Linked DNA regions of Homo sapiens: region 1 is linked to region 2. The links are chromatin loops, found by intact Hi-C in ENCODE. Cell type or tissue: A673. All regions are shown on one strand. Links, peaks and the distances in the headings refer to the core of each region. The heading gives the core; the rest is flanking DNA. Region 1 has its middle 18 kb from the start of CLDN1. Region 2 overlaps P3H2 (prolyl 3-hydroxylase 2).

What was found. Hi-C counts contacts between places; a loop is a spot of excess contacts. Peaks named below come from ENCODE experiments on the same cell type or tissue, not always from the same donor. Only the 100,000 strongest peaks of a DNase experiment are listed, where the experiment ranks them.
Region 1: a loop joins it to region 2, with 1.8 times the contacts of the local background. A loop is called at or near these places in 4 of 110 quality-filtered maps.

The regions. Positions count from the first base shown.
Region 1 is chr3:190,332,251-190,349,029 of GRCh38, reverse strand. It overlaps a transcript of CLDN16 not described here. Among named protein-coding and RNA genes, the nearest start is that of CLDN1, 18 kb to the right of the region's middle. In A673, for the core only: a CTCF peak has its summit at 9,717; DNase peaks (open chromatin) are centred at 9,679 and 10,129; H3K27ac peaks cover 2,363 bases.
Region 2 is chr3:190,093,099-190,109,877 of GRCh38, reverse strand. All of the region lies in intron 1 of P3H2 (prolyl 3-hydroxylase 2), which reads left to right. Among named protein-coding and RNA genes, the nearest start is that of P3H2, 19 kb to the left of the region's middle. In A673, for the core only: no CTCF peak of the experiment used is centred there; a DNase peak (open chromatin) is centred at 7,967; H3K4me3 peaks cover 1,085 bases; H3K27ac peaks cover 2,471 bases.

The DNA of each region.
Region 1 (16,779 bases), core at 7,839-11,838, 240 kb before region 2:
CGCTGGTATATTACGCAGCCATGAAAAAGAATGAGATTATGTCCTTTGCAGAGACATGGATGGAGCTAAAGACCATTATCTTTAGCAAACTAACACAGAAACAGAAAACCAGACATCACATGTTCTCACTTATAAGTGGGAGCTAAATGATGAGAACACATGGCCACATAGTGGGAAACAACACACACTGGGGTCTTTTGGAGGGTGGAGGGAGGTAAGAGAAAGAGGATCAGGAAAAATAACTAATGGGTACTAGGCTTAGTACCTGGGTGATGAAATAATCTGTACAACAAACCCCCATGACACAAGTTTACCTGTGTAACAGACCTGCACATGTACCCCTGACCTTAAAACTTAAAAAATGAATTCTTTAAATATTTATTGACACAATTTCATAAAAGAAGGTTTGCTTGGCAATGGGGGCATAGTTTTTATTTTAATGGGATAAACAGACATGAAAGCATATTGTTTTCTTTCTTCTGGTCTGACCACATTTATCCATGAGACTTAAGTGACTGCAGGCCTGTGTTGTAGGCTTTTGCTTTCCTTCACTCTGCACAGTCTCTCTAAGCAATATCTTCTATTCCCATGGCTTTAAATGAAACAAAAATCAGTGTGGGTGTGTATATCTTTGTAAGAAACATAATCTTCCAAAGACACACACCACACACACACACACACACACACACACACATTGCAGTCTTGCTGTCTTCCTTGACATTGTGGTCTCATCTTTTTTTTTTTTTTTTGATTTATTCTTTTTTTTTTTTTTTTTTGAGACGGAGTCTTGCTCTGTCGCCAGGCTGGAGTGTAGTGGCACCATCTCAGCTCACTGCAAGCTCCGCCTCCCAGATTCAAGCAATTCTCCTGCCTCAGCCGCCCGAGTAGCTGGGATTACAGGCAAGTGCCACCGTGCCAGCTAATTTTTTTTTTTTTTTTTTTGTATTTTCAGTAGAGACGGGGTTTCACCTTGTTAACCAGGATGGTCACAATCTCCTGACCTCGTGATCCACCTGCCTTGGCCTCTCAAAATGCTGGGATTACAGATGTGAGCCACCGCGCCCAGCCCATGGTCTCATCTTCTACCGATTCCTCGCCCTGTACCACCACTAGGTTCCCTATGCTCCAGCCACAGACCTTTTTTTCTGTTCCTTACAAACTACAAGATCATCACTGCTTCTGGGCTTTTGTGCACTTAGATCCCTGAAATCACCTCATATCATGCAGGTCTCAGCTCACTTGTCGCCACTTCAGAGAAACCTACTTTCATCCTCCAAACTGAAGAAGGTAATCTGTACCAATCATTGACTTTCATATCACCTCTTTTTATTGTCTACACAGCAGACATGCCTAGTTGAAATTGTCTTATTTATCTTTGTTGTTTATTATCTGTCTCCCCCATCAAGAATGACATTTCCATGAGGGCAGGAACTTGCCTATCTTATTCACAACTGTGTCCTTGATACCTAAGATAATAATTGACATGTGGCAGACACTCATAAGTATTTAGTAATGATGAATGAATGCTACAATTTTCTGATGGTCTAACACAGACCTTTCTTTTGAGTGCCAGATCGTTATATCCATTTATAACTATATGTTCCTTGGGCACTTCAAACTCAGCACTGGCATCTCTGAATTTTTCTCCTTTCTCTCTAAAACTATCCTTTTGTCCAGTGTTTTCTAGCACTATAAATAGGAGGTCTACCCAGAAAAACTGGTAGTTTTTCTTGACTCCTCCCTACTTTCTCATCACATCAAAATTATTAACAAATGTTATTGAGTCTACTCTAAAAATATTTATCAGAATCATCTATACGTTGCCATCCCCATTGCCACCATCATCATGGCTCTGCAATCGTTTCCTAGCTGGTCTCTCTGTCAATCGTCTCTGCCACATATTAGCTTTGTGACCTTGGACATATTTTTAAACTTCATAGTGCCTCAGTTTCCTCACTCACCTCTCCAGTTAGGCAAACATCTTACAGTTACAGCATGAGGATAAAGAGTATCCTCCAAAATAATAATAGTGTTCTCCAAAGTGTCCCCCCGCCCAAACCTCGGCGTGTGAACTTATTTGGAAATAGGAGCTTTTCGGAAGTAATAAGGTAATACTGGATTAGGGTGAGCCATACAATAACTGATGTCCTTATAAGGAGAGAACAATTTGGACACAGAAACATGGGCAGAGGGAAGGCAATGGGAGACACAGGGGAGAATGTCATGTGGAAAGGCAGAGGCTGGGGTGATGGATCTGCAAGCCAAGCAACACCAGGGATTGTGAGTAACCACTACAAGCTAGGAGAAGGCAGGGAAGGATACTTCCCAAGATCCCCTTCAGACAAAGCCTATGACCTTACTGGTATCCTGATCTCAGACGTCTGGGCTCCAGAAAAATGAGAGAATGAATTTCTTTTAAGCCACCTAGTTTGTGGTAATTTGTTGCCACATCCCTAAGAAACTAGTATAGTTGTTGTAAAGAATACTAGGACAACTTACATAAAGAATGTACAGTTTTGGCTATAGTAAGCATAAAATAAAATTTAGTTATTATTTTAATTTCAGCATCATTATGAATCTAGATCAAAACTGTTAAAACGCAAATATGACTGGGTCACTATCCTGCTTAAAATTGCCGGAGGATTTTTATTGTTCATAGAATAGAGACCAAAACTTTAAAACAGTTCAAAATTCCCTGTAGCAAAATCTGGTCACACACCCACATCTCTACATGGTACTTCTTTTTCCTTCAGTTTTTTTTTCCTTCCCTAAGCAAACAGAACTTCTTTTGAATTTTTATTCTCTCTCACCTCCAGGCATTCTAACATGTGGTTCCCTCTGCTAAAACACTTTCTTTTCTGTTTCTTTCCTTCGGTCTCGGTGTAAATTCCTTCTTTAAGGGAGTTCCTTCCTGGTTAAGGAAGATCCCTCTGTCTTACGTGCCATAGGACGCTTCAGTTCTATCCTTGGCTACTTCCATCACACTTCTGAATGTTCATGTGTATTGTCACTTACACTGTAAGACCTAAAAGGACTGGTTACAAGAGTCTTGTTATTTGGGTTTAGTCCAGTCCCTGGCATATGCTCAGCACTACCTCAATAAATATTATATATATTACATAAATAAATGAATAAGATTATTTCAATACAATGTAATCAATACAGTAATAAACATACAGTTGTTAGTTTAAAGGAGGGGACAGATGGATAGACTGGCAGATTACCTGGGACAAACTGAAAGTCAGAATTTTATGAGAAGGAAGGAAAGCTGCCAAAGTGTGTTTATTTTAGCCTCTTCCTGTATTTCACGAATGAATAACTGGAAGCCCAGTGAGGTAAAGCATTTAAACAAAGCTGAACACCTATCAGTGGCAAAACTAGAACCAGAATTCCTTTTCCTCATCAAAGAGTCTTTCTAGAGAGCATTATGCTGCTTATGATAAAGAGAGACGGAGCTAGGCCTGTAAAAAATAAATATGAGATTAACACAACTGAAAGAAGAGGCTCTGGAAAAACACGAGGCTTGTTTACAGAGGAAAAATAATAGTGATGAGATGAGAGCATTTTCAAATAATTCCAGGATTGCCAAATAGGGTGATTCAAACCTGATAGGAAGTAACTCAAATTCCATAAGTGCAGTGAGAGAATGTGTAACTAAGGGAGGAGAAGTCAAATTCCTGAGGTGCAGTGGGTGTGTGATATGAAGAGGAGAAGAGAAAGTCCCTAAACTGAGAAATATCACAAAATGAACAAAGAGGTTGTGAAAGACCTTTTATCTGGTAGTATCCATCCGAGCCAAAATCCTGCCTGCCTGCCCCTAGAAGCTCTTGCCAGCTATCTCCCTGGTTACTATCAAAGCTGGTAAGACAACAAGAACCAGGAACTTAAACTGTAGCTTAATACAGAGTTCACTAGCAGCACTGTGTGTGTGTTAGGTGGAGAGGGGTGTCTTTAGTCAAATTACTTTACCCTTTAAATCTACAAATTTCAGTGTTAACATTGGTATTAGCTTAACTCTTCCTCTGTCTCTGAATTTTGTCTATTTTCCCCATACTCTTCTAAGTAAAAGTCTGATCTTATTCATTTATTTACACTTCTGGGTAAATAGAATTATTTCCTCTGAATCGATCTGTGTGAAAATACAGCTACCTGACCCTTCTCTGCCAATATTCAATGTGTCCCTAAATCCCAACCAAATTCCTAGCATGAGCAAGAAGACCCCCTTTTACAGCTTGGCCTAATTTTTGCAACTCTTTCTCCAGACATTTATCCTCCTTTATTCTATAACCTAATCACATGATTATCTGGAATCCTTAGTTTTTTTTTTTATTTCCACAGCTTTCCTTATGCTACTTTTTTATGGAAGACAAGGAAAATTTAGTGATTTAATTCTTAATGTTTTGCCAAAATAAAAGTGTCGACTAAAAGTATACATACATATATAATTTTAACATTTAATATATTTTCACATTTATACAAATGCATTTACAGAATACATAGTATGTAATACAGTATGTACTATGTATAATTATGAATTATATATAATATACATTATTCACTACTCTATAATACTTATATGAAAATTAAGAACAGTTTATATACACATTAAATCTATCAAATATTAATGACTGTTTAAATAATATTTAATAGCAATTTATCTGTAGTACTTTTAATACCAGTAGTGAATATGATTAAGATAATTAAAGCTTCTTGGAGGTGCATGCATAAAAATCCACATATGGCTTTTCTGGGAATTTTAAGAAGTTATTCAGAGATGTTTAGGTAATATAAGCAATTTCTCTGAAGGTGTTATTTAGTTACAGAAATTTGGAAGCTCTGTGTTTTATAATGATGGCTATTCTTCATACGTGCTTTCAAAGCGTTTTTCAAAATTATTTTTTATATTTTTTATATTTCATTTCATTAAAAAATGTATTGTGCACATTTAAGTTATACAACATGATGTTATGATACATGTATATAGTAAAATGATTGCTGCAGTGAAACAAAATAGCAAATCCATCATCTTACATATTTATTCATTATTCGCCCTATCACATGTGAAGATACAATCTACCCATGTAGCAAAAATCTTGACTACAGTACATTATTATTTACTGTAGTCTCTATTTGTACATTAGATCTTTCAACTTGTTCATCCTACGTTGCTACTTTGTATCCTCTGGCCTGTATCTTCCCATTTTCTCCCCCAGACCTGAACTCTGATAACCACTGTTTTATTTTCTATCTCTTTTTATTGATTTGACTCCCCTGCCATTTTTTTAAGATTCCATATATAAGTGAAGTCATGTGATATTTTTCTTTCTGTGTCTGACTTACTTCACGTAGCATAATGCCCTTCAGATTCATATATGTCGTGGCAAATGGCAGAATCTCTTTGTACTTAAGGCTGAATAATATTTCTTTGTATATATACACTATAGATTTTTTATCCATTCATCCACTGATGTACACCTAGGTTGTTTCTGTATCTTAGGTATTGTATGAACAATGCTGCAATGAATATGAGAGTGCAGATATCTTTACGAGGTGGTGATTTTATCTCCTTTGAGTATATACCCAAAAGAGATATTGCTGGATCATATAGTAGCTATATTTTTAATTTCTTTAGGAACTTCTATACTTTTTTTATGGCTGTACCAATCTACATTCCCAAAAGTGTACAAGGCTTCCCTTTCTTCCACACCCTGATCAACATTTTTTATCTCTTGTCTTTTTGATACCAGCTATCCTAACAGGCGTGAGGTGGTATCTTATAGTTGCTTATGATCTATTTTCCTGATTATTAGTAATGTTGAGCTCTTTTTCATACACTTGTTGGCAACTTTTATGTCATCTTTGGAGAAATACGTATTTCAGTCCTTACCCAGTTATAAGTGGGTTATAAGTTTTCTCACTATTGAGTTGGATGAGATCTTTATAAATCTTTTATATTAACCCTTTCTCTGATACATGATTTGCAAATATTTTTTCCAATCCGTAGGTTGTCTTTTCATTTTGTTGATTGTTTTCTTTGCTATGCAAAAGCTTTTTGATTTGATATAGTCATACTTATTTACTTTTGCTTTTGTAGCTTAAACTTCTGGTGTGATATTCAAGAAATCATTGCCAAGGCCAATGTCAAGGAGTTTTTCCCCTATGTTTTTTTCCAGGAGTTTTATGGCTTCATTTCTTATGTTTAAGTCTTTAATCCATTCTAAATTAATTTTTGTGTGTGCTGGAAGGGTCCAATGTATTTCTTTTGCATGTGAAAATCCAGTTTTCTGAGCACCATTTATTGAAAACACTATCTTTTTCCCATTGCATCATGTTGGTATCTATGGTGAAAATTAGTTAACTGTAAATGTTTGGATTTATTTTGGGACTCTCCCTTCTGTTCCACTGGCTGACATGCCTCTTTTATGCCAGTACCATGCTGTTTTGTTTACTATAGCTTTGTATCCTTTTCAATTTCTTTCATTAATGTCTTATAGTTTTCAGGGGACAGGTCTTTCACCTCTTTGGTTAAATTTATTCCTAAGAATTTCAATTTTTATGCTATTGTAAATCAGATTGTCTTTTTGCTTTCTGTTTCACCTAGGTCATTATTTGCATATATAAATCCCACAGATTTTTGTATGTTGATTTTATATCTTGCAACTTTACCAAATTCTACCACCATGTGAGATGTGCCTTTCACCTTCTGCCATAATTGTGATGCATCCCCAGCCATGTGGAACTGTAAGTCCAATAAACCTCTTTCTTTTGTAAATTGCCCAGTCTCAGGTATGTCCTTATCAGCAGCATGAAAATGAACTAATACAGTAAATTGGTACCAGCAGAGTGGGGTGCTCCTGAAAAGATACCTGAAAATGTGGAAGCGACTTTGGAACTGTGTAACAGGCAGAGTTTGGAACAGTTTGGAGGGCTCAGAAGAAGACAGGAAGATGTGAGAAAGTTTGGAACTTCCTGGAGATTTCTTGAATGGCTTTGCCAAAAATGCTGATAGTGATATGGAAAATAAAGTCCAGGCTCAGGTGGTTTCAGATGGAAATAAGGACCTTTTGGGGAACTGGAGCAAAGGTGACTCTTGTTATGTTTTAGCAAAGAGACTGGCAGCATTTTGTCCCTGCCCTAGAGATTTGTGGATCTTTGAACTTGAGAGAGATGATTTGGGGTATCCGGTGAAAGAAATTTTTAAGCAGCAAAGCATTCAAGAGGTGACTTGAGTGCTGTTAAATGCATTCAGTTTTAAAAGGGAAACAGAGCATCAAAGTTCAGAAAATCTGCAGCCTGACAATGCAATAGAAAAGAAAATCTCATTCTGCGGGGAGAAATCCAAGCCGGCTATAGAAATTTGCATAACTAATGAGAAGCCGAATATTAATCACCAAGTCAATGGAAAAAAATATCTCCAGGGCATGTGAGAGACCTTTGTGGCAGCCCCTCCCATCACAGACCTGGAGGCCTAGGAGGAAAAAAATTGTTTAGTGGGCCAGGCCCAGGGTTCCTCTGCTGTGTGCAGCCTAGGGACTTGGTACCCTGCATCCCAGCTGCTCCAGCCATGGCTGAAAGGGGCCAACATAGAGCTCAGGCCATGACTTCAGAGGGTGCAATTCCCAAACCTTGGCAGCTTCCACCTGGTGTTGAGCCTGCAAGTGCACAGAAGTCAAGACTTGGGATTTGGGAGCCTCTGCCTAGATTTCAGAGGATGTATGGAAACACCTTGATATCCAGGCAGAAGTTTGCTACAGGGGTGGGGTCCTTATAGAGAACCTCTGCTAGGGCAGTGTGGAAGAGAAATGTGGGGTTGGAGCCCCCACATAGAGTCCCTACTGGGGCACCACCTAGTCGAACTGTGAAAAGAGGGCCATCATCCTCTAGACCCCATAATGGTAGATCCACTGACGGCTTGCACTGTGTACCTGGAAAAGCTGCAGACACTCAATGTCATGCCAGCCCATGAAAGCAGCTGGAGGAAAAGCTCTACCCTGCAAAGCCACAAGGGCAGAGCTGCCCAAGACCATGGGAACCCACCTCTTGCATCAGCATGACCTGGTCGTGAGACCTGGAGTCAAAGGAAATCATTTTGGAGCTTTAAGATTTGACTGCCCTGCTGGATTTCCGACTTGCATGGGGCCTGTAACCCCTTTGTTTTGGCCAATTTCTCCCATTTGGAATGGCTATATTTACCCAATTCCTGTACCCCCATTGTATCTAGGAAGTAACTAACTTGATTTTGATTTTACACAGGCTCATAGACAGAAGGGGCTTGCCTTGTCTCAGATGAGATTTTGGACTTTTGAGTTAATGCTGAAATGAGTTAAGATGTTGGGGGACTGTTGGGAAGGCATGATTGGTTTTGAAATGTTAGAACAAGATTAGGAGTCGCTAGGGGCAGAATGATATGGTTTGGTTGTGTCCCCACCCAAATCTCATCTTGATTTGTAACTCCCACGATTCCCACGTGTTGTGGGATGGACCTGGTAGCAGGTAATTGAATCATGGGTGGGAGGTCTTTCCTGTGCTACCCTCTCATGTTAGTGAGTAAGACTCATGAGATTTGATGGTTTTAAAAATGGGAGTTCCCCTGCACAAGCTCTTGTCTGCCACCACGTGAGACATTCCTTTCATCTCTGCCATGACTGTGATTGTGAGGCCTCCCCGCTGCATGGAACTGTAAGTCTAATAAACCTCTTTCTTTTGTAAATTGCCCAGTCTCAGGTATGTTTTCATCAGCAGGATGAAAATGGACTAATACAGTAGGCATCCTTGTCTTATACCAGATCTCAGAGGAAATGCTGTCAGTTTCTTCCCATTGTTTATGTTAGCTGTGGGTTTTCCATAAATAGCCCTTATTACATTGAGGAACTTTCCTTCTATACCTAAAGTGTTAGAAGTTTTTATCAAGAAAGGATGTTAAACTTTGTCAAATACTTTTTCTTTGTCAATAGATATGATCATGTGGCTTTTTGACTTTATGTCTGTTAATATGATATATCACCAACTGATTTGTTTATATTAAACCAACCTTTTATTCCAGGGATAAATCTCACTTGATTATGATGTATAATCTTTCTGATATGCTGTTGAATTTGATTTGCTAATATTTAACTGCTGACTTTTGTGTCAGTGTTCATTGGAAATATTGTCCTATAGTTTTTCTTGATTTCACACCCTTTTGCTTATAATTCTAGTATAATATTTATTTTTTGACTTTTATAACAACTACCAAGATAGTCATTATTCACTATTAAGACTACAAGCTCCGCAGGAGTAGTAGTAATTTTTTTTACATATGTGGTAAAACAATAATTGTTTAATGAGTTTTTAAGGCAGTATATGTGGTTTCAATTCTTGCAGGAGGTTAGGACATATTAATCCTTAAATCAATTTTACTGCTGACCTATCTTACAAGTTTACCTAATGTATGCTATTTCCAATGATCATTAAACTTCTAGCCCTTTTCAATTATTTTCTAGACTATTACCATAATCTATGAAATTATATTTTTGCAACTAGACTTGCCTCTCATACATTGTCTCCTCAACACTGCTGCCAGATTGAGCTTTCTAAATGTGAATCTAATCACATCACTCCCTGCTTGCTTCTGCTTCATTAGTCAGGATTGTGACAGGAAACCAATGTCACACACAAATGAAGAATAATGTATACACAGGAAATGACCACTAGGTGAGACTGTGGTTCTCCATAGAGAAACCCAGCCATTGCCACATGTAATTGAGTTAGGCCCAGAAGCCTAGAAGCAGAGTATTAGACAGAGAGTCTTGTGCAGGTGATTTCTAGAAGGAATACACTTAGAAGTCTTTAAGGAAGCAAGAAGAGCAGGAAAAGATGAAGGATGGGTAGAGTTAGGCAATAATATGATTTCAGAAGTTTAGTCTCAATCTAATCCCCTAGTTAGCTCTCTAGAACATAGATTATAATCAGATAATTTTCTTGGCCAGAGAAAAGAGAGCTGCACTGTCTTATCCCTGCACTTGTCAGTCTTTGGAGAGAGAACAGTGTAACTTCTCAGGCATTTCTGGGTGAGGTAGCTTCAATCAGCTGAGGACAACCCTACAGTGAAATGTGCTAACTTGAGCAGTTATCAGCCAAGACCTGCAGGGGTATGAGTGTACCAGCCCAGTCAAGGAGATCTGGAGAAGTGCCAAGAGCCACTTCCAAGTCTGCCACTCACACTTCTCAAATCCATTCACTTCTCACAATAAGTTCTTCCTATCTGGTCTTAGCTTCTTCAGAATTTGAGTTGGTCTCAATTTCTAGGAAAACTTGTAAGAGGAGCATTTGTAGGATGAATTACAGCCTTCTTTGCTGCAATTGATCTCAAGGCTGTCAATAATACACATTATCCCTGTCAGCTACAATTATAGATTCCTTTTACACTCAGCTAGGACTTCAGTTCATCTAGGTGGCTTGTCTGGTGGGATGTCTCAGACACTCATCCCTGAGAGCCTTGATTCCCTAGTTACCACGCACTTGCCAGGCAATAATTGCTGTACTTGTCAATTTATAATTAAACTTGGGCATGAGGGTACCAAGAGATAACCTGCAGTTCACGTAGGTATGAAAAGTATTTCTCCATGCCCCTATTAAGTAACAGCAGCCCTTTTCCTTAGGTAATCAGGCTAAAATACGCCACTACACATTCAAATATCCTAGTGTACACAATCTTGGCAGTATAATAATTCCTTTTCTTGCTTGTTGGTCCACTTGAAGAACTAGAAGTGATCATGTATCAGCTGTATCTTTAAGTTCTATGAGACTCTTGTGTCCCTGAGTGAAAGCATATCTTCTCTGGGACCTCTGGATCCACAGGCTCTAAAATTGAGTAGACAGGCAATACAACATCTCCTAGTCAATTCTTGGAGTGGCGGTGAAGTAGGGCTACTATTTCCTCCGTCTTTTGGTTACTGAACTCATGTACTCTACCTACTGGGCACCCTGGCACCATGTAATGGCTGTTGGTTTAGGATGAATGTACATCTTTCTGAAGTATAGTGTCTCCATCTACAGGCATCATCTTCAAGATGGTACTACAGCTATACATTAAAAGGGGCTTTCCTATGCTCTATAGGGTCAGCTGCCACTAATTGATTCAATGTATCATAGGATCAGGGGATATCTTTGCCATGTTCCCACTACCAGGCTTCCTTTGCCATAAAGGGGTTCTCTTGATCTGAAGTGATATTGTATGAGATGCTATCCAATATCTCTCTCTGTGAGCCTTTCTGTATAATGCTGACAGAAATACTACTGGTAGAAAAGGCAAACACATCCTAGGAATGTGTGTCACTACTACTCAGGATTAATTGTTGCTTTTGTCAGGATGAGAGCAGTCCAGTTTTATCAGCTTGCCACCAAAATGTCTGGCTGGTTTTGTCAAAGAATATTATCATATAAGGAGCTCAGCACAGAAATGTGTTGGTTGATAGGTTGGATATGGCATCGGGTATATGAGCTTTGGTGAGAGGAGAACGCATTCTTATCGTCCACATATTGTCTCCATCTATGCTGCCATGACTACTACATTCGTGAGACCTTTCAGCTAGCTAAGTTTCTTCTTATCTATTGGGCCATTCTCCACACTTGGTTGCTTTGTGTCTCTAACTTGATGAGGGTTAACACGTAATGGTGAGTTCTTCTTAGTTTCTGCCCATTTCCATATGTTCATCCACATGCTTCTTTCTTGGATCTTCTTGTCACTAATATGAAAACATTGCTTTGTTCAGGCCAAGCTATCCACCAATGACCATGTGTATAGCGTTCTTTTAAGCCATTTGTCACTCAACAAAATTGGATTACAAGTAACACTAACCCAAATCCTGCCTCCTGTTTGTATTTTCCCATGAATACTGTCTTCCAGGACTTACCAAGTGGGGCTATATTACAACAGCAGTCCATTGTCCACACCAACATACTGAGATGAACAATCCATGGACCAAGCCTGTGTTGTTTTCTTCCTCTATTAGCTGCTCATAAGGATTCTCCCATGAGGTTACAAGTGTGAGCTGATTGAGTGGTGTCAGGTGAGACTGTGCTGGTGACAAAGAAGTCTGGAATATTTGTTCATCCAGCTTACATATGCCCTTTGGATATTTTAAGGGTGATCCATTCTGTAACACTTCTATTTTATAAATAATTGCTGTTGGGGCTGCTGTAGTTTATTACTTGGACTGCCAGCGTCCAGTTCTTGGCGAACAGCTTTTGTCTCATGTCTTGATGCAACTGCATTTTAAATCACATGCTCTGCTGCAGATGGCATGGCCTTGCTCCACAATCTCAGCAGCCTGTTATGAAACCCTTCTGTTGGGGCTTGTCAGAGACTCCACACAAAACCTTTATCTCCTAGAGATAACTTTTATGCAACTATAGGATCTGTTGGGCCACATAAGCCATGTGGTAGGACAGCTTGTGCTATATGGCCTGAACATGCCCTTTCTTGCTCAGGGCCTCACTGAAAACGGGGAACTTTCCACAGCACTTGCTAAATCATTCATTGTAGTATTCCCAAGTGTTGTATGTGCTGTGTTTTACTTCTTTTTTAATGGTAGTATACAAAAGATGCCATAACTTTGCCCTTTACCTTGGAAGGGATGTTCGAGTATGCACCAGACCACTGGATCCCTAAAAGCATCGTATATGTGGCAAGCCACTGAATCTGCATGGCTTAACTCCCACTCTCTGAAGCACATCTGCCTTATTATGGCATCCAGAGTCTTACCTAGGCATGAATTTAGGCTTTTCTGAAGTTTTGCTCTTGTCACAACTAAGGCCTATGGTTCACCGGCTCAACATGCTCCCAAGCTGCAAGTGAGAAAAGTCTCTTTAAAGACTTCCAGAAATAACCTCTGACTTTTGCACTTAGTTTTAAATTAATGATTAGTCATTTTTTTTTCTCCTGAGTAACCAAAAGGCACACAACAACTAACACCAAATTCCACGTTCCATAATCTTATTATTTCCCCTACTTCTCTCAAATGCCAAAGACACTGTAAAAGCTACGGCATCTCCAACACTTTAGCAATTGTACTGTTAGAACATTCAAGAAACTATAAATACTCTACTTACCACTAGGTTTGGGGTCATCCTTACTACCAAGCTGGGGTCTGATTCAACTCCAGAATTAAATCTTTAGAGTCTGCTTTATGGGACAATTTCTAGCAATAACTGTCATTTATATTGAGCTCCCTAGAAGCTGTGTTCTCTAGAATCAGTGTCTGAGACAGATAATTTTATGCAAGTCATTTATTCAGGGCATGCCCTTAGGATAAACCTTTTTTTTTTTTTTTTTTTTTTTGATGGAGTCTTGCTCTGTCACCAGGCTGGAGTGCAGTGGCACGATCTCGGCTCACTGCAAGCTCCGCCTCCTGGGTTCAAGTGATTCCCCTGCCTCAGCCTCCCCAGTAGCTGGGGCTACAGGCATGCACCACCACGCCCAAATGTTTTTTGTATTTTAGTAGAGACAGGGTTTCACCATGTTGGCCAGGATGGTCTTGATCTCCTGACCTCATGATCCACCCGTTTCGGCCTCTCAAAGTGCTGGGATTACAGGCGTGAGCCACTGCACCCAGCCAGGATAAACCTTTAAAGAGGCAAGAGTAGCAGAAGAGTACAAAGGAAGAAGCTAGATGAAGATGTGATTTCAGAAGAATTCATCCTCAGGGCCAGGTGCAGTGGCTCACATCTGTAATCCTAGCACTTTGGGAGGCAGAGGCGAGAGGATCACCTGAGGTCAAGAGTTCGAGACCAGCCTGGCCAACGTGGTGAAACTCCGTCCCTACTAAAAATACAAAAATTAGCTGGGCATGGTGGCGGGTGCCTGTAATCTCAGCTACTAGGGAGGCTGTGGCAGGAGAATCGCTTGAACCTGGGAGCCATAGGTTGCAGTGAGTTAAGATCGTGCCACTGCACTCTAGCCAGGGCAACAGAGCAAAACTCCATCTCAAAAGCAAACAAACACAACAAACAAAAAAAAAAAAAAAGAAAAAAGAAAAGGAAAGAAAAGAATAAAAAGAAAAGAAAAGAAAAATAAAAGAATTCATCTTTAGACTGAACCCACAACGAGCTCTGGAGTACAAATTGTTTCCAGAGATTCTACTGCCTAGATGCAAGGGGGCAAGGCTGTTCCACCATTGCATAGGTCAACCACCGCTTACCAGCCACTGGTGAAGAGGAAAGCTGCATACCTTCCCAGGCATCTCTAAGTCACATGGCTCTCACTAGCCAAGGGCTTTCCTCATTGCTGCTAACAATGCAATTTGCTAGTAACCAATACCTGTAGCACCTGGGAGATGGGTTACCCTCCTAACAAAGAAGATGACGTGGTGGTTACCAACAACATCTACCATTCCAGTTTCACTTTTCTCCTGTGCTCTGACTTTCTAAAGGTGCTTCTCTTTGGCCAAAGCCAGAGAGCAAGAGAGACTATGAATGCAAGTGGAAAGATTCAGTTGCTGGGGAACAGACTGAGTGGAAAATGTTGCAGAATGGATGTAGAGGAGCACACACAAAAAATTGTCCAGTGCTTGTCCACAAATCATTCAGTGCTTGCACACAACCTAAGAGATGAAGCTCAAAGTCTTTAGCATAGTGGGCCCTTCTCAGTCTCTTTATTCCATTTTGCAGCTTCATATTCCATGGCTCCCTACCTGATATAGCATATACTCCAGTCAAATTTCTTATCCTTCCACTTCTCAAATACTTTTCCTCTTATCTGATATTGCTCTCCCTAATCTGAGTACATCCTTCTGCTAGCCCACTACAACTTCCCTCATTGTGCTAAACACACACGTATAGTTTTATCCTAACAACAATCACTCTGTACTCCAGTTTGCTACAAGTTATTTCTCAAATAGATTTTTAATTACTTGAGCACAGGAATGGCTTTGTTTTTGCATCATTTTGGCAGAGTAGCAATAAATGAATGAATGGAAGAAATCATGAATGATTCATTCATGTTCTTCAAGATTCCACTTTAAGCAATATCTTTTTAATGGCAACTCTAGCCCCTCCTCCTTGTCTCAAATTTTAGATGCCACTCTACCCTGATTCCATAATACTCTTTACCTAAAATTTTCATAAAATTTACATGGTTCTGTGACAATGTTTCTGTCAGCTGCATGTTACCCCTCACCCCATTGAAGTATGTGCCTTTTATCACAGTATTTCCAGTGCCTTGCAAATAATACACCTTTGAAGAATATGAAAGATTAATAAATGATTGAATGAGTAAATGTGTGTAATAGAGAGTGAAAAATCATAGAATTTCAAGGAGGGACAGCATACTTTTCTTTTTCATTATCAGAGAAAGAACTCCACGTTATGATAAGATTTTAGTAAGTGTGGCATGCACAATGGGCTGCTGAACATTAGGCAGAATATCATAGAAAGATGAAAGATCAGTAGATTTATAGAAAGATGATTGATAGATAGATAGATAGATAGATAGATAGATAGATAGATAGATAGATAGATGATAGACTGATAATTGTTTTAGCTACATAGTATTCAATCCCTATAAGGGAAAATATCCTACTGGTATTATATAAAATTTTATCCATAGTTTTTGAGTAATAGTGCATACACTTAAAGTACTTTAAGGCACTCAAAATGGGTAATTTGTTAACATACTTACAGTGCCATTGGCCCAAATATTTCTAAGAATCTGAATAAGTCTTAGAATTAATACCCTTTTAGGGAAAATAAATTATTTTAACACACCTTGATCTGAAAGTTGTGGATCCTTAGAGTTCCTAAACCTGAGGTCTATTTCATTTAAAATAGAATGAAATTACCTAATTTTATTGAGAAAATTCCTTTGTCTCACTCTTTGAGTTACCGCATAACGCACATGCTAATGTCTACCACAAAAAGAGTCTCAGTTGTTTATCAACCTTGTTGGGTGTAAAGGTTTATTTGGGTATGGTCTGATAGCTTTTGACAGAGATGTAGCTCTTCTAATGGCAGTAATATTCTCCTTTTTCCCTAAACACCTGACTACAATAAAGCAGGGGGATAAAAATTTGCTTAATCATGTGTACGACTAATAATTAATGTCAGTTTAACCCAACTGGAAATACAATGTTCCCTTCGTATTCCTCCTTCAATCTCAATCCTTAATAAAGCAAAGTGTATGCCATCAGTTTCTGGGCTCGGTTTGACTATTTTTATTCAGTTTCTTTACTATCCAGTCTCTTAAGCCATAGTATGTCTTGTAACAAAAAAAAAAAAATCATGCTCTGCTATACCTGATTAAATAATCTTTCTTTAGTCTTCCAAGTCATATTATCTTGTTTAATTTTCCAGTAATACACAGCAATTCTGTATTACTCGATATTGTGCTTTTGCATAATCTTATCTTTCTGCTAACTTAATTAATAGTGGAAAAATTTAAGTGTCGGAGGAGACCTTAGAGATAATTTTAATCTGTTCTCCTTTTATCTACCTGAAAAATTTAAATCCTTAGAAATTGCACAGGTGAGTAAGTGGCTATGCCAGGAAGAGAACCCCATTTTCCCAATTAAGATTCCATGTCTTCATTTATCCCACACTCCTACTTAAGGTGTTATTAATGTCTCTCTTTACTCAATCATGAGTTCATGCATATAAGCTCTTAAAATCTTAGCCCTTACTGTCTGGTGCATATTAAGCAAACTATTAATATCTTATTTTTATTAATTAATTTCATTACATATAATCAGAACTTTTGTTAAATTCAGAAATATGTGAATAATTATCTGCAATATATTTACATAG
Region 2 (16,779 bases), core at 5,577-9,576:
GACCCTGTGTCAAAAAAAAAAAAAAAAAAAAAGACTGGGCATCAAGGTTAGATGGTTAGATAAGTACAGTTTATACTAGATTATACTAGAAGGCAGTTTGCCCACTGATGAATTATAATATTTATTAAAAAAGTTTGGCTGCAGCTAGATATCTTTTAGAGGAGAAATCTATTGGAAATAGAGCTTCTCTCTTCAAGATGCAAAGCACTTGGCTTATATCCCATATCTGGTTCTCCATAGCTACAGTAACTCAGCTTATGGAAAAGACCAGATAGTTTTCTCTACTGATTGTCCTAACATGATGAGACAGCTTGCTTTAACAATACAAACTAACACATCTTAGTTGTGAATTTCAAACTCCAGAATGACTATATTTCTCATTCACCTTGTAAAGTTCTCAAACCCAATTATTTATAAATAATCCACTGCAACCTGTACGTTTTCTTTGGGTTAGCTCTGTGTCACATCTATTCTTAGGAAGCAGCTTGACTGAAAACAAAAATGCCAACTCACAGAAGGCTGGGAAGTGGGGGAAATAAGAGGAGGTCAGGTGAAAGAAAAAATATTAGAGACAGAAAGAAAGAGAAAGGGAGGGAAGGAGGGAGCCAAAGACTGATACAGAAATAGAGGAAGAAGGATGACGAGATAATGAACAAAAATGAAGCAAAGGAAAGCCAAAAGCAATTAGATTGAAGTCTAAAGGTCTCAGGCATGAAAAGAGTCTCACGAAAGAAAAGTAGGATGTTTCCCACTCTGATATCTGTCTCACGAAAGAAAACTAGGATGTTTCCCACTCTGATATCTATGTTGTATAATTAGTAATTGGGAAGCAGATGTTTGTCTTTCTTCCACTCCGTATTGCCGTAAGGCCATATTCTATTGAGACACTTCTGCCTTGCTGAAGCCCAGAACAGCAGAGTTAATCAGCTTCTTCAGGAAAGAGAAGGAAGTAATTCCTCTGGCTAGAAATTCCACGTGTACAACACTGAATATTTACCAAATGACATAATTCCCCTCTAAAAAAACAAAAACAAACGAGAAAGATCTCAAACAAAAAATGCTAGCTAATAGTTTTCATTAAATTAAACTGTTTTCTCTATCAGCAATTTAAAAAAATACTGAGGCCTTTTAGATGTAACCTTCTTTTTTAAGGCCCTGGAGATATGAAGATGAGTAAGACACTCTTCCTATCTTCAAGTAAGTCACAGTCCATTGAAAAAAACAAATGTGTATATAGCTATAATATTAATTAACGTAATAAACAGAGGCACTCCTATGTGATTATGTAGTGTCAATTCAGAGATGTTTTGTATCAAAAAAGTGAAATTAAATATGGGAAAGAAAAAGTAAAGATTTACAGGCTGGGCATAGATTGGCCACACCTGGCCCAGTCATCTTAAATATGGCTAAATGTTTAAATCAGTGTTTTTCTATCTGGGGTGATTTTGACCTCCAAGTGACATTTTGCAATATATGGAGACATTTTTTGTTATCACTGCTTGGAGGGGAGTGGAATGTGTTACTACTGATATAACAGGTAAAGGCCAGGACTGTTGCTGGCCATCCTGAAATGCACAGCCTGTAAATAATCTCAGTGCTTTGGGAAGCTGAGGTGGGAGGATCACTTGAGCCCAGGAGTTTGAGGCTACAGTGAGCCATGATTGCACCACTGCACTATAGCCAGGGTGACAGAGCAAGACCATGTCTCAAAAAAGAAAAAAAAAATTATGGTGTGTGAAACCTGCCATTTAAAAAATACTGGTAATTTTTAGGCTGGGCACAATGCCTCATGCCTGTAATCCCAACACTTTGGGAGGTAGAGGCTGGAAGATTGCTTGAGTCCAGGAGTTCAAGACTGCCTGTGTAATATAATGGGAACCCTGTGTCTAAAAAAAAAAATAAGTAAAAATAAAATACTGGTAATTTTTAATACTTAGGAAAAAAGGAATAAAAAACAAAAAATACTATTGGAAACAGAGACAGTGAAAAATTTGGAGAATTAATTTAATCAATAGTACAGGCAGTTTTAAGAATAAATTTGACTAATCATAGTTTGTAAAAGAATCTGTACTATTCTGAGGCTTGAAAGAAATGTATGTATAGTAAGATATGAAACAATGCCTTTTAGGGAATTTTACTAATAGTTATAAAATCCATTACCCAAAGCTAAATGTAAGTGAATTGTAGCTTTAAAGATTTTTTAAGTTTGATAAGGGAAATGTTATTTTGCCATTTCAGGTTCCTTTGAAATTCTAGGTGAAGCTCAACCTTCCCTTTTACAGTTCTCCAAATTGTTCACCCTCTTTGTGTCTCAATTTCTATCTCTGTGAAAAGATAATAATAAAAACTGCTCAACTCATAGGGTTGATGAAAGGACAAAATGAGGAAATATTTGTGAAAGTCATTTATGAGGGATAGGATACATAAAATTAGGAGTGAGAAAATAGAGAAATTAAAATCCTTATTCGTAGACTAAATTATTCACACAAAAATGCTATGAAAGCGCAACAAGAAGAAAATCTTCTATTCACACAGCTGAAACACAGGTCAAAGAATCTCCCTATTTTATCGAGATAACTTGTTGAATTATTTTTTACCTCAATAGGTATAAATGTATATCCATCTATCATCTATCTATCATCCAAATATATATCAAGAAAGTCATTAAACTAATAACGAAAAATGTTTTGTGTATGTGCAGGAAGAATCAGACTAAATACTCATATAGAAAAAATTGTCAGCCTTTGAAGACCATCTTATATTATCTTCTTGATACATTTTGTTTTCAAAACAGATTTTGAAGAAACCTGAAATAGCAAAATGACATTTCCTTTAACAGACTTAAAAAGTCACTGAAATCAAACACTTGATCTTAGTTTTGAAGACAGTTATGTTCTATGACTATAGTTATTAGTGATAACAGATATTATTGACTATTACTGTGTACCCGGTATTATGCTAAAAGCTTTATGTAAATTTTCTCATCAAATTCTTTCAACAATCATGAGATCCAAACTCTAGTATATTCTTCATTTTTCAATAGGGATACTGAAGCCTGAAAGATTAAATAATGTGTCTGAGATTATACTGCTAGTAAGTAACAGAATCAGAATCTGCATCCAGATTTTTCTGATCACAAATCCTGAGTTGTCATCCACTTCTCATAGCTTGAGTTTTGACATCAAACAGGTATATAGTCAAAAAAAGTTCTGACATATCGGTTGTTTGAGACTGTATGAAACTTGTCTACGTGAATCAGAATTTTGTATCGGGAAAATGACAATAATCATACCTATTTTACAAGGTACTTGTGAGAAGTTAAAAAAAAAAAAGATTGTTCCTTGCCTCATAGTTTCTAGGCAGATGGTGAATTTCTAAGGGAATATAAAGGGCAAAAGAATATTTAGGCAAATATATCATGGTAAGTGGAGAAAATAATTACATCTATAACAGGTACAGAACACTAGGGGACATATAAAACAGGTGCTTGACCCATTCAATCTGAGTAACTGGCTTCACGTTCAACACTGCGCACTGTAGCACAGACTTACCTGCCTCTCCACCATCAAGATAAAACAAAAATCATCCTCTTAATGGAAATTCGAGGCTGTTCATTTGCTATGTTAAGAAATGTTCTTTTCTTTCTTCCCCATTAAATTCTCCCATTCTCTGATTTCACAATTTCCTTGAGATTGTGTCCTCTTCTTTGTATTTTTTTTAAATGGACTCTGTTCAAACACATTCCAAATCTTCTCTGTTTCATATTAATAGATAAAATCTCTTCCCACAGACACATCTTGGGAATTTTAAACCTCTTTAAGCCTCCTTCCTACCCTGATTTCTTGTACCCATGGGAGATGACTTAAGTTTGAGAATCAACAAACATTTCTTCATCATAGACACCAAAATGAAACTGCTTTTTGTTTAGCAGTCAGGTAAATGGGAGAGTAGCTCACAAAAAGTAGTAGAGGGTTACAAGTCTAGGAATCAAGCAATTTAATCTCTACACCCAGCTCTGTCATAAATGGCTTTCTCTAGTCCTTGGGGTTTGCATTTGGACTAGGGCAGCATTGGGCCAGTTACTTAATAAGAGCTCTTCTGCATCTGCCAGCTTGAGATGCTAAAATACTTTAGTGGATTGGTACAGCAAGCCAACAGTCTACCTGTGGAAACAGAAAACTGATGAGATTATAAAATAATGGAATATAAAATGCAATGGACATAAATTAGTTTAAAAGTTTACAGGAAAGGAATTACTTCCAGTGTATCTAATGCTGGTCCTCATCTTGGGGCAGTGAATCCCTTTAAAGTAAAACTTGAAAGGAAGTTACACAAATATTTAATTTAATGGTAATTTAAGAGGACAGAATAAACTAGGCAATGTTCAAGAGAGACAAAGAAGATAGATAAAAGGCTCAAAACCATATATGAGAAACAGCTGATATAGAGGATGAGTAAGCTAATGAAGAAAAGACAAGCAACAACAACAAAAAATCTCCTTTTGCAGTTTCAAAAAAGATTATCATTTGAGGCGATTGTTCCTGATCTTTATGGCACTGAAGAATTGAAGCACTAGGACCAAATAACAGAAATTACAGAAAACAAGATCTCGGCTCAAATGTGAAAGACTTTCCTCACACTATTCTGAGATCTAATAGGAAGCCCTAGAAGGTGTTCAAACGTGAGTCAAACAAATACCTAATGTAGAGGTTGTATTTAAGGTGCAAGCACCAGAGTGATGTTGAAATGAATGAGATTTAAAATATTTTCCAATCCAAAGTCTATAAGACTCCATGATTTTGTGAAATGAAAATTTCTCTTGTACTCACAGAAAGGATCATTAAAGTCTTTTTCATTGAAAAAGGCATACAGTTTTCTAGCTTCCTTTTGAATTCTAGTTAATGTATTTTAGGCCATGGTTGCCAGCCTACTCCCTATAAATAGTTACATAATGCAAAAAAGAAAAGAGGAAAAAACAGTACCAAGGCCCTAAGACACACATGCCAGAACACACATGCATGGAATATTTAGCAGTAATAATATCCACATGCATGATTGGCATCAGTCCTCTGATTTCCGACTCTTGTCTCCATGAGATGACATCTGAGATGGATTTAGTTGTGGTTACATAGTACCACTGGGGGTTTTAAGTTAAATTTATTACAACTGATCAGGACATCCGTGCTAGGAATTGAAAGTAGGTATGCTTCTCTGAGCGAATATATCGTGATATACTAAGTAAAAGCAATTTCATTTATAGAGGCTTTGCAATCCTATTCTGATTTGCTTCCTGTATGTACTGTCCAGAGGCCAATCTTTAAACCTGGTGGTGTTCTACACTGTAGTTCATTTCTCAAACTTTGATACTGTTAAAGAAATTTAAAGGGTATTAAAATATTAAATATTTTATAATAATATTTAAATAATCCCTTTATCCAGCTCCCTCCTCTTTGAAGTTCTTCCCTCACTCTCTAGTTGGGAGCGGGAGGAGTGCCCTGATACCATCACTGGAGTGGAGGGGAGTGGGTGGAAGTCCATGCTGTCTCGGACCAGCTGACATAAAGGTGAATTGAGCCGTGGTTTTTGCCCCATGCTGTTTGGCTGGAGTAGGATAGATATTATCACTAATATTTCTGTTCTGCTATGCCTAATCCTTTGACTAGAGAGAGCATGCTTTCTAAATGATCTTTGAATGATGATGATGATGAATATAATTTGGAATGGATATGATTTCAGATCTCTAGCAGAGTTTTGTTACCAATACTTTACCACAAAAAGCTACTGAAGGCAGGGTGCAGTGGCTCACTCCTGCAATTCCAGCACTTTGGGAAGCCGAGGCTGGCAGATCACTTGAGGTCATGAGTTCAAGACCAGCCTGGCCAACATAGTGAAGTCCCGTCTCTACTAAAAATACAAAAATTAGCCAGATGTGGTGGCGGGCACCTGTAATCCCAGCTACTTGGGAGGCTGAGGCACGAGAATCGGTTGAACCTGGGAGGCAGAGGTTGCAGTGAGCCGAGATCGCACCACTGCACCCCAGCCTAGGTGACAGAGCAAGACTTCATTGAAAAAAAAAAGCTACTGAAAAACTTTTCTAATGTTGAATAAAAATCTCTAAGTCAACTTTGTCACCACTACTAAATTAACCATAAGTCGGTGAACCGGATTGTGCTATAGTTCATGTCAAGTTGTTGAGTATTCTTTCCTACCTCTGCTTTAGAAGTATGGAAAAGTCCCAGTGCTCTTTCAGCCTTGCCACCAGCCTGCCCTTTCACTTGTTTATATGTCTGTAGATGAGCTCCTCTAGAACACTGTGATTTAACTCTTCATAAATAAATACAGATTTGATCATCCTGGTCCACTTTCCCAATAAGATAGTTAACAAAGGTTTACCTAATGTGTTATTTATGGAAAACCAATTTACACAGAGTTTGGAATAGGGAAAAAAAGTTTCTAAGTAATGATTTCTTTTCCTGTAACCCATTGTCCCAGATTAAGTCTGATAGTCTTATGATCAATACCTCCTAAATTCCAGATTATTGTGTGTGAATCTTTGACCTAAACATTTACATATGGCTGATAGTACTATTTGAGTCTTGCACGTGATGGAAACTCATGCTTGTTGAATTTGAATTGTCAGTTCTCCTAGGACATAGGTTTGTCCATATGATTTTACACAGTTATTTAGAAAACTAGCATACCTCAGAAATATTGCAGGTTTGGTTCCAGACCATTGCAATAAAGCAAGCCTCACAATTTTTATTTTTTGGTTTCCCAGTGCATATAAAATTTGTGTTTACATTATAATTTAGTCTGTTAAGTATGCAATAACATTATGTCTAAAAAACAATGTACATACCTTAATTTTAAAAAATACTTTATTGCTAAAAAGTATCTGAGCCTTCAGCAAGATACAGTCTTTTTGCTGGTGGACAGTCTTTCCTCAGTGTTGGTGGCTGCTGACTGATCAGGTTGGTGGTTACTGTAAATTGGAGTGACTGGCATTTAAAACAAAAACGAAAACAAAAAAACAAGAAAGTTTGCCCCATTAATTAACTCTTCCTTTTTTGAACACTTTCTCTGTAGCATACTGTGCTGTTTGATAGCATTTTACTCACAGTAAACTTCTTTCCAAAGTGGTCAATTCTCTCAAACCCTGCCACTGCTTTATCAACTAAGCTTATGTAATATTCTCAATCTTTTGTTGTCATTTCAACAGTGTTCACTGCATCTTCACCAGGAGTAGTTTCCACATCAAGAAACCACTTTTTTTGCTCATCCTTAAGAAGCAACTTTTTATCTGTTCGAGTTTTATTATAAGATTTCAGTAATTAACTAACATCTCAGGCTCCACTTTTTATTTTAGTTCTCTTGCTATTTCTACCACACTTCAGTTACTTTCTCCACTGAAATCTTGAATTCCTCGAAATCATCCATGAGAGTTGGAATCAACTTCTTCCAAACTTCTGTTAATGTTGAAATTTTGACCTTCTCCTTATGAATCACGAATGCTATTAATGACATCTAGAATGGTAAATCCTTTCCAGAAAGTTTTCAGTTTACTTTGCCCAGATCCACCAGAGGAATTACTATCTATGGCAGTCATAACCTTACAAGGTATATTTCTTAAATAATAAGACTTGAAAATCAAAGTTACTCCTCTATTACAGGCTGCTGAATGGATGTTATGTTAGTAAGCAGGAAAACGACGTTAATCTCTTTGTTCGCCTCCATCAGAGCTCTTGGGTGACTAGAAGCATTGTCAATTAGCAGTAATATTTTGAAATGAATCTTTTATTCTGAGCAGATAACAGTGGGCTTAAAATACTCAGTAAACCATACTGTAAACAGATATGATGTCATCCAGTCTTTGTTATTCTATTTATAGAGCAAAGGCATAGTAGATTTATCATAATTCTTAAGGGCCCTAGGATTTGGGGGATGGTAAATGAACATTGGCTTCAAGTTAAAGTCACCAGCTGGATTAGCTCTAACAATAGAGCCAGTCTGTCCTTTGAAGCTTTAACATCCGGCATTAACATTTTCTCTAGCTAAGAAAGTCCTATGTGACATCTTCCAAGAAGATGCTTTATCTACAATGAAAATTTGTTGTTTAGTGCAGCCACCTTTATTAATTACTTTAGCTAGATCTTCCGGATAACTTGTTGCAGCTTCCACATTAACGCTTGCTGCGTCATCTTGCACTTTCATGTTTATGAAGACGGCTTCTTTTTTTAGACCTCATGAACCAACTTCTGCTTGCTTCAGACTGTTTTTCTATAGCTTCCTCAGCTCTCTCAGCCTTCACAGAATTGAGGAGAGTTTGACTCTTGCCCTGAATTATGCTTTGGTCTTAAGGAATGTTGTGGCTGATTCGATTTTCTATCCAGACCACTAAAGCTTTCTCCATATCAGCAGTAAGGCTGTTTCACTTTCTTATCCATGTGTTCACTGTAGTAGCACTTTTAATTTCCTTCAATCGCTTTTTTTTTTTTTTTTTTTTTTTTTTGCGTTCATGATTTGGTGAACTGATGCAAGAAACCTAGCTTTTATTCTATTTTGGCTTTTGACCTGCCTTCCTCAGTAAACTTAATCATGTTTAGTTTTTGATTTAAAGTGAGAGATATGTGACTCTTAACTTGAACACTTAGAGCCATTGTGGGATTATTAATTGGCCTAATTTCAGTGTTGTTGTGTCTCAGGGGACAGGGAGGCCTGAGGACAGGGAGAGAGACAGGTGAATGGTGAGTTGATGAAGCCATCAGAACACACACAACATTTTTCTATTAAGTTTGCCATCTTATATGGGCATGGTTTGTGGGGCCCGAACCAGCTGCAATAGTAACATCAAAGATCAGTTATCACAGATCATCGTAACAGTAATGGTAGCTATGAAAAAGTTTAAAATATTGTGAGAATTACCAAAATGTAACGTTGAGACATGGGGTGAGCACATGCTGTTGGAAAAGTGGCACTGAAAGAAGTGGCCTGATGCAAGGTCGCCACAAACCTTCAATTTGTGAAAAACAATATCTGGAAAGTGCAATAAAATGAAGCACAATCAGAAGCGGTATGCCTGTATTTACATACTTCAAAAACACCATTTTCTGCACTTGATCATAGTTTTGTAAAGACAGACCTTTCATGATGATACCAACTTCATATGTCAGTTTGAGAATAATAGCATGAAATTGGGTGGAACATTTTGGAAACTGTATTAGAGTGAGGAATATAGAAAGTGTGGCTCTAGTTTTAATTATGTTACTAACTCTGTAGGGCTTTATAATAGTTAACCTTTTCTTGGCCTCAGAGTCTTCTTTTACAAAATGAGGTGATTGTAATATGTAATCTTGGAAGTCTCTGCCAGCTTCAATATATTTTAATATTTGGCAGAATATTTCCACTGATAAAAAAATTTATTAAATGCTACTAAACTATGAAACTCTCAGCAGTTGTTCACTCCTCATTTTAATAAATCCTAGTATCTTATCCTCAATACCAAAAATTGTGACATTTAGACATTAAGATAATAAGCTTAGGTAATATAAAATATTGAATACATTGCAGAGAAAAATGACCTTGGCAAGCCTTATGCAATCATAGAAGTGTTTTTTTTGGGGGGGGGGGCGGCGGGGGGGGCGGGGGACGGAGTTTTGCTCTTTGTCGCCCAGGCTGGAGTGCAATGGCGTGATCTTGGCTCACTGCAACCTCTGCCTCCCCAGTTCGAGCAATTCTCCTGCCTCAGCCTCCCAAGTAGCTGGGATTACAAGTGCCCACCACTGCACCTGGCTAATTTTTATATTTTTAGTAGAGATGGAATTTCACCATGTTGGGCCGGCTGGTCTCGAACTCCTGACCTCAGGTTATCCACCCACCTCGGCCTCCCAGAGTGCTGGGATTACAGGCATGAGCCACCATGTCCAGCCAGAAGTGGTATTTTATAGCAGTGTCAGGGTTCTGAAGAAATATTTTAGTTTTCATCACTCAATTCTACAATTAGCCTCAGTACCTCTTCCTCTTAGATAAAGGTATTGTACCTGCCACACAGTTCTGCAGACTCCGCTCTGAAATGGTGTAAACCAGTGGTTAACATTCAACTTTCTTCACAATTTTCCTTATTTTCCATAATGCTAAAAAAGATCAAGATATATATTGTTAATACCATCTTTTTTCTATGAATAAAGCAGTTTATAGATTGTCTTTCAGGTAAGACTTCTTATTAGAAATGTGCTTTTTTGCTGCACAAAAAAGGTCAGTTCTGTATCATTCTTTATTTCAGCCAACCTTGGTTCAACACATCCATGTTCTGATTTACACAATATTGTGAATTAAACCAGAGCAACAGAATCTTTCTTGCTATGTGATAAAGAAACAAGAAGTTTCTGCTGATAAAACCTTTATAAAGATATAAAGCTTTAGTGATAAAGAAAAAAGGAGTTATTCCACACTTTCCCCCTGCATATATACCCGTTGTCCAAGTGTAATTCTTCTCTCGTGGTTTGTCCGACTATAAAGCAATATCTGTTGTATCTAAACATGTGGTAGTAATTGTCTTTCCTCATTGTGTGTATTGTATTACATTATGTGATATCCTACAGCGTCATTTGAAAATGAAGTTTTGCCAGAAGTTTATTCTTCGTTCCACGCATAATTTGTTGTTCATGTTGAGGCATTTTTTACTAGCTTCTTGGCAATAATATTTAATGTAAGTATTTTTGCTGCAAGAAGTGAAACTTGACAAAATGTTTTTATTAGTTAAATTACTTTTAGATCTAGTATTTGTTATTATTCTTATATCTACTATTAAGCTTCAGTAAATCATGAAAGAACCCTTTTTCTTAAAAAAAAGCACAGCTATAGCAAAATACAGCAATGGCATTAAAACTGCAAATGTAATAAAAGTAAACAGCGTTGTATCAACAATATTAAGTTAGCAAGATCAAATAAACCTTGACAACTAAGTGGTATGTGACAGAAAATGCCTGGAAGAATCCAATGAAGAGCTTGTATGACCTTAAGAATGTCATAATTATTAAGAATATAATGGAATTGCTAAGAAAATCATAATTAAACTTGCATTTTAATTCTGCGAAATACACCTAAATCAAATCATTGTTAAGTCTGAAACTGTTGGTGGTCCGTGTAATAAATTATGAATGATCAATGTATTTTGAGAAACACTGATCTAGAGAAATAAACGAGACACTATTTTTTGATTTGGGGCAAGTTACTCAAAGTCTCTTTTGCCTCTGTTTTCTCATCCAGAAAGGAGGGGTAAGTGACAGTGGCATTGCGAGGATTTCATTAGTGAATACAAGTTAGGCACTTAGAATAGTAACAGCTTATTGTAAGCCCTAGTAAATAATAATTGTTATTGGTGCTATCATTATCATTTTTCTAATGGGCTATCTATCATCTATTATCCTGTCTCATTTATAGCAACTACGGAAAATTATGACTGTTGTCACTTTCAGACCTCATCTCTTAATTTTTAATTTTGTAGCACGAGATTAACCTATTGTCATTTGGAACCTAAACTGTACACAATCTGATTATAAAACAATAAGAGCGATTCCACAGATCCCTGCAAAAGTCATACATTTTTTGGAAACTTAGTTTCTCCTTCTGTAAAATGGGGGCTACTAATATTGATTATGGAACACGTATGCAATAAGGACTAAGGAAAGTATTTTGAAATGTTCAAGTTCTATACAAATGTAGTGTATACAAATGTATACATTTTACACGACTGTAATTTCTCATATGAGAATTTGCATCACCTAAAATTGTTTCATTTTTAAAAAATTACTTTTACCATATTCATAAAATGTTTTTTTATTTTTCACCACAGTAATTGCTTATTTTTACTTTAACAATGACAATATCCATACTAGCCATAAGGCTTAATGTGACCTAAAGTATTTTTCCAAATGCTATTGCGCTTACATAAATTAGACATGGATAGTGCAGACACAGAGAGCATATGTAGGGTTTTTTGGGGGGCCTTGAAAGGTTTAAGGCCTCTGACCTCCTTTAATACATTCCAGACTCATGCATGCCTTTATCCTGCGGGGGTGGGGCGTGGGGATGAAAGCTGCTGCTTAAAACAACACTTCCAGTAGGAATTGTTTGATAAGGCCAATGGTTAGAATATTTGCAGCTTCTTGTTTTGAATTCTTATGATAATATCCACTGCCAAAGATTATGTAGCAATCCAACAACAATAAAATAATTTTATTGTGGGTAATCCAACAACAATAAAAATTAGGTTTTCAAGTAAGACTTTGTAGATATGATACCTGAGGCAGAAAGAAAGAAGGGGAATATGTACCTGTGAGGGAGGTCTGAATTGGCCCCAGAGCACAGTATGTGGGGGCCTCATTGTTTTTCATGTCATAACAGGTGGAATCGTTTTGTTTTATTTTTCAGTCCACAGTCTGTTTGTTTGTAGGTATAAGTCAGTCTCTTATTGACTTCTTTATTGAACTATATATGAGGAACCAGCAACATTATTTCTGATTTTCAAATATATGGGAAGAATCAGTATTGGGGAAATCATAGCGGTTTTTTTGGTTGTTTGTTTGTTTTACTTTTAGTAATGCATCACATCTGTGAGAGTCAGTACTTGCATGATATGTTCCAGCACTCAGTTTCACATTGATTCTCCTTGCTTTTGAATGGTGAGAATTACAGTGAGAAGGAAGATAATCACCTCTCATGTTTGCATTATGCTCTGAAATTCATGCTCTGAAACTTCATCACACACGTCTTGCCTTCCTCACGAGAGCCCTGTGAGAAATCGGAGGTTTAATGGCTTGTCCATTCTCAAGTGTGGCAGAACTATGGCTCAGTAGAGAAGTTTCCTGACTCCAAGGCCAGTGCTCTTGCCAAAATGTCACAGTTGCTGTCTGTTCAGATTTGAAGTTCTTTGTAGACACAAAGCTACAAACTAATAAATTTCTCTTTCAAGGCTCTCATCTCTCATGACGCTGCTTTTATCTTTTCATAAAAAGATGTCTTTTCATGATGCTGTCTTTATCTTTTCTGATAGGTGGTATTTCCAAGCTGAAGAGATTGAAATTTAGCAATTCACCCCACTCTTTAATATATGGAGACCTTTTGGCCAAGTTGGGTGTCTGTGTTCATTGACCTATGATAGGCATGGAAGAAGGTGGGTGTGAGAATACTGTTTCCAGCCAGATGCTAACACAATTGCATGACTGAATGTGGGATTGCCCAAAAGCTTTTTTCATCTGAAGTGAAAGCTACATGCTTCTCTTTCTTTCTTAAGCGTTCTGAATGTATTAGTTCATTTTCACACTGCTATGTATGAACTACCTGAGACTGGGTCATTTATGAAGAAAAGAGGTGTAATTGACACAATTCCACAGGAAGCGTGAGGAGGCCTCAGGAAGCTTACAGTCATAGTGAAAGGCAAATGGGAAGCAAGCACGTGTTACCGTGGCAAAGCAGGAGAGAGAAAGTGAAGGAGGGAGTGCCACACACTTTTAAACCACTAGATCTTGTGAGAATTCACTCACTATCATGAGAACAGCAAGGGAGGAATCAGCCTCTGTGATCAAATCACCACCCACCAAGCCCCTTCTCCAGTTCAACATGAGATTTGGGCAGGGACACAAATCCAAACCGTATCACTGAATAATATTCCCAATTGTTCATTATTGTACTTAAAGGAAATGGCAGTTGTATGGGCCTAGGTCTATTTGTCAGGTTCTTGGCGTTTGTTTGTATTGTTTGTAAACATTCTGTTTGTGCTCTGTGTACACGCTGATGTGCAGTGTTGTATTTCATTCCCTAATCAGTTAAAGGACTACATGATTTTCAGAATCCAAGATAGGGCATCAAAAGAGATGGTTTACATTACACATGGGTTTTTGTTGTTGTTGTTGCCTTTTATGCTGTATTTACTTGCCTTTCACTTGAGTCGTAATGAGTTAGAATTACAGCCTGTTTTTGGCCGGGCGCGGTGGCTCAAGCCTGTAATCCCAGCACTTTGGGAGGCCGAGGTGGGCGAATCACGAGGTCAGGAGATCGAGACCATCCTGGCTAACATGGTGAAACCCCGTCTCTACCAAAAATACAAAAATAATTAGCCAGGCGTGGTGGCGGGCGCCTGTAGTCCCAGCTACTCGGGAGGCTGAGGCAGGAGAATGGCGTGAACCCGGGAGGCGGAGCTTGCAGTGAGCCGAGATCACGCCACTGCACTCCAGCCTGGGTGACAGAGCGAGACTCCGTTTTAAAGGAAAAAAAAAAAAAAAAGGAATCACAACTTGTTTTTGTTTTTTAATTTCCCTCTAAATTACATATCTTCATGGACTTAGCTCTCTCTTATTGTTGCTCACTGTGGAACCCAAGAGAAATTTGAAATTAAATTCTCCTTGTAAACTTTTGGATGAGGTTTTTTTGGTTTGCTTACATTGCAGAATTGTAAGCAAAATGTTGAACATTGTATAACTCTTCTTGGTGTAGATATAGGTTCATTGCTTAACATTTTGAGGTGATAATCCATATATATATATATATATATATATATATATATATATATATATATATGTTTTGAGACAATTTGTCTTTGAGACATGAGTCAGCTTCAAGTTCCTGTGTATAGGTGTGTAAATTTGGGTTAGATATTTAATGTCTGTAAGACTCGGTTTTGTCATCTGTAAAATGAACATAATAATAAGTCTCAGTTTTCATGTCTGTACAATGAGCAACTTCTAAAAGTGTTATAATAATTAAATAAGCTAATACATATAAAATTCTTAGATATGCCTGTCAAAACCTAAGAATAAAGCACATGTTCACTTTTCTGTGAAAACTAATGGAACTTACTTTGGGAAATACTGGCTCTATTCTTTTACTAAGTTTTCAAACTTGTGATATTGATTATATTTGGCCTGACTGTGGCAGAATTGTCTCGATACAATGACATAATCATGGATGATCAGTCAAAAAATCTGAATAATTGTTCTAGTCATTCCTTTTCTAGCTGCCTGACTTTGGACCAGTCATTTACACCTCTGAGTCTTGTTTCTTTTGTCTTCTAGTGAAGAAAAGTGGTCCTCTTCCTTTACAGGATGAACAGAAGGATGTTTCTCTGTATTGGCTGTGTTAGGTGTTTTGCGGATTACAAAGTACTATATATGTCTTTTTATTATCTCAGTTTTATCACTTCCTGTTTTGGGTTGGGCAGAATGTCAGAGAGACCCAGTACCCCACTGTTGTTGCTGTATTGTACTCAGGACATCAAGGCTATGAGCTTGAGTCAGCCTTTCCAAGGCCACCATTGTCCCAATGGTTATGGAGCTGTGCCTGGGTTCTGTGGAACCTGTAGGGAAAATGTGAATCAGTGGGCTGTTTTACTTGGCTGCTAAATTTGGTTCACTGTTTCATAAATCAGAACAAGTCTGTCTAGAATGGTTCTGGTTGCCATCAGCAACCAGGGTCATAGAATTCAAGGACATCAGATATGTAAGAGAAATGGAAAATAACTTTTCAAAGGAATGCCTTCTGCAAGAATCCCGAGGCTAGTTGAAATACTAAAGAAAGCTAAATAGAAACTATAACTTCAAGCTTGGAATTTCCTGCTTGTTACTTGGATGTTGTCATGAGGACTTGGTCCAAGATTTTGCTTTCCTGGGTGGAAGAAATAGTGTCAGTATTGGATTACTGATTAGTGTCTTTGCAATGTACAGAGCTCCATAGTTCCAGTCAGTAGAGCAGATGTTAATTTTCCAGAGAAACACATTCTCGATTCTGGTTTTACAGTGTATCAGATTGTCACCTATTGCTCTATATCAATGTTTGTGGAATTCTTAAAATTAATCAAAATTATTTTAGTTCATGCTAGCTACATAGCACCACTTTTTTATTCTTGGGAGCCAAGTTGATAATGGGAAAAGGATGTGAAATTTTTATCATGTAAAATGAAAACTAAATGACTTCATGAGAATTTTTCAGTGAGCCATTTAAACTTATAGCGTATAATCTTCAATTTTAATGAAATTTTCATTAATGATTAATGTGGTGAATTTTTCTAAAACTTACCAAAAAAGCCACCAGCATATTAATTATTTTCAGTGTATCTACTGCAAATCATTTTGACAACAATGTTAAACCAAACCCAAAACAAAGCAAACAAACACTGTAAATAGTAGCAATCACTTTTTTTCTTCCACTCAGTCACATTTTCAGCAGTGCCATCTACTCTCTCTCTTCTCCATCCTGGACACCTTTGATGACTTCAGTTTCTGAAGATGACTTGTGGTTCATCACGATCCTTCCTTTTTATCCACTCTCCAGCTACCAATGCCTGTGAGTTCAACAACCGTGAGGACACTGCCTTAATAATTTTCCTTTAATTTTCTCAGATTTCTTTATCTGATTTCACCCTTTCTAGCTATCCAGCAGAACTTTCCTCTATGGCCTTCGTTCCTCTTTCCCTTTCTCTCCAGACCAACCCCCAACTCATGGCCAACCTCTTTAGCTAGTCACGTGTATAGAAGGGTAGGGCCATTTGCATTGCAATAAGGATTGATGATCATTCTTTTCCTCAACTGTCTGTCTTGTCAAGCTTTACAGCACTCCACCACTGTTCACTGAGCACTGCAGACAAATGACACAGAGCTATGTCTCTGCCGTCTACTATGTATTCGCACTGCATGATCACAACTAAGGTTTTAGAGTTGTTTATCAATTTTCTATTATCGTTGCTTAGTATTATTTCTTAGAATTGATGTCAGAATTATTTCTACTTCT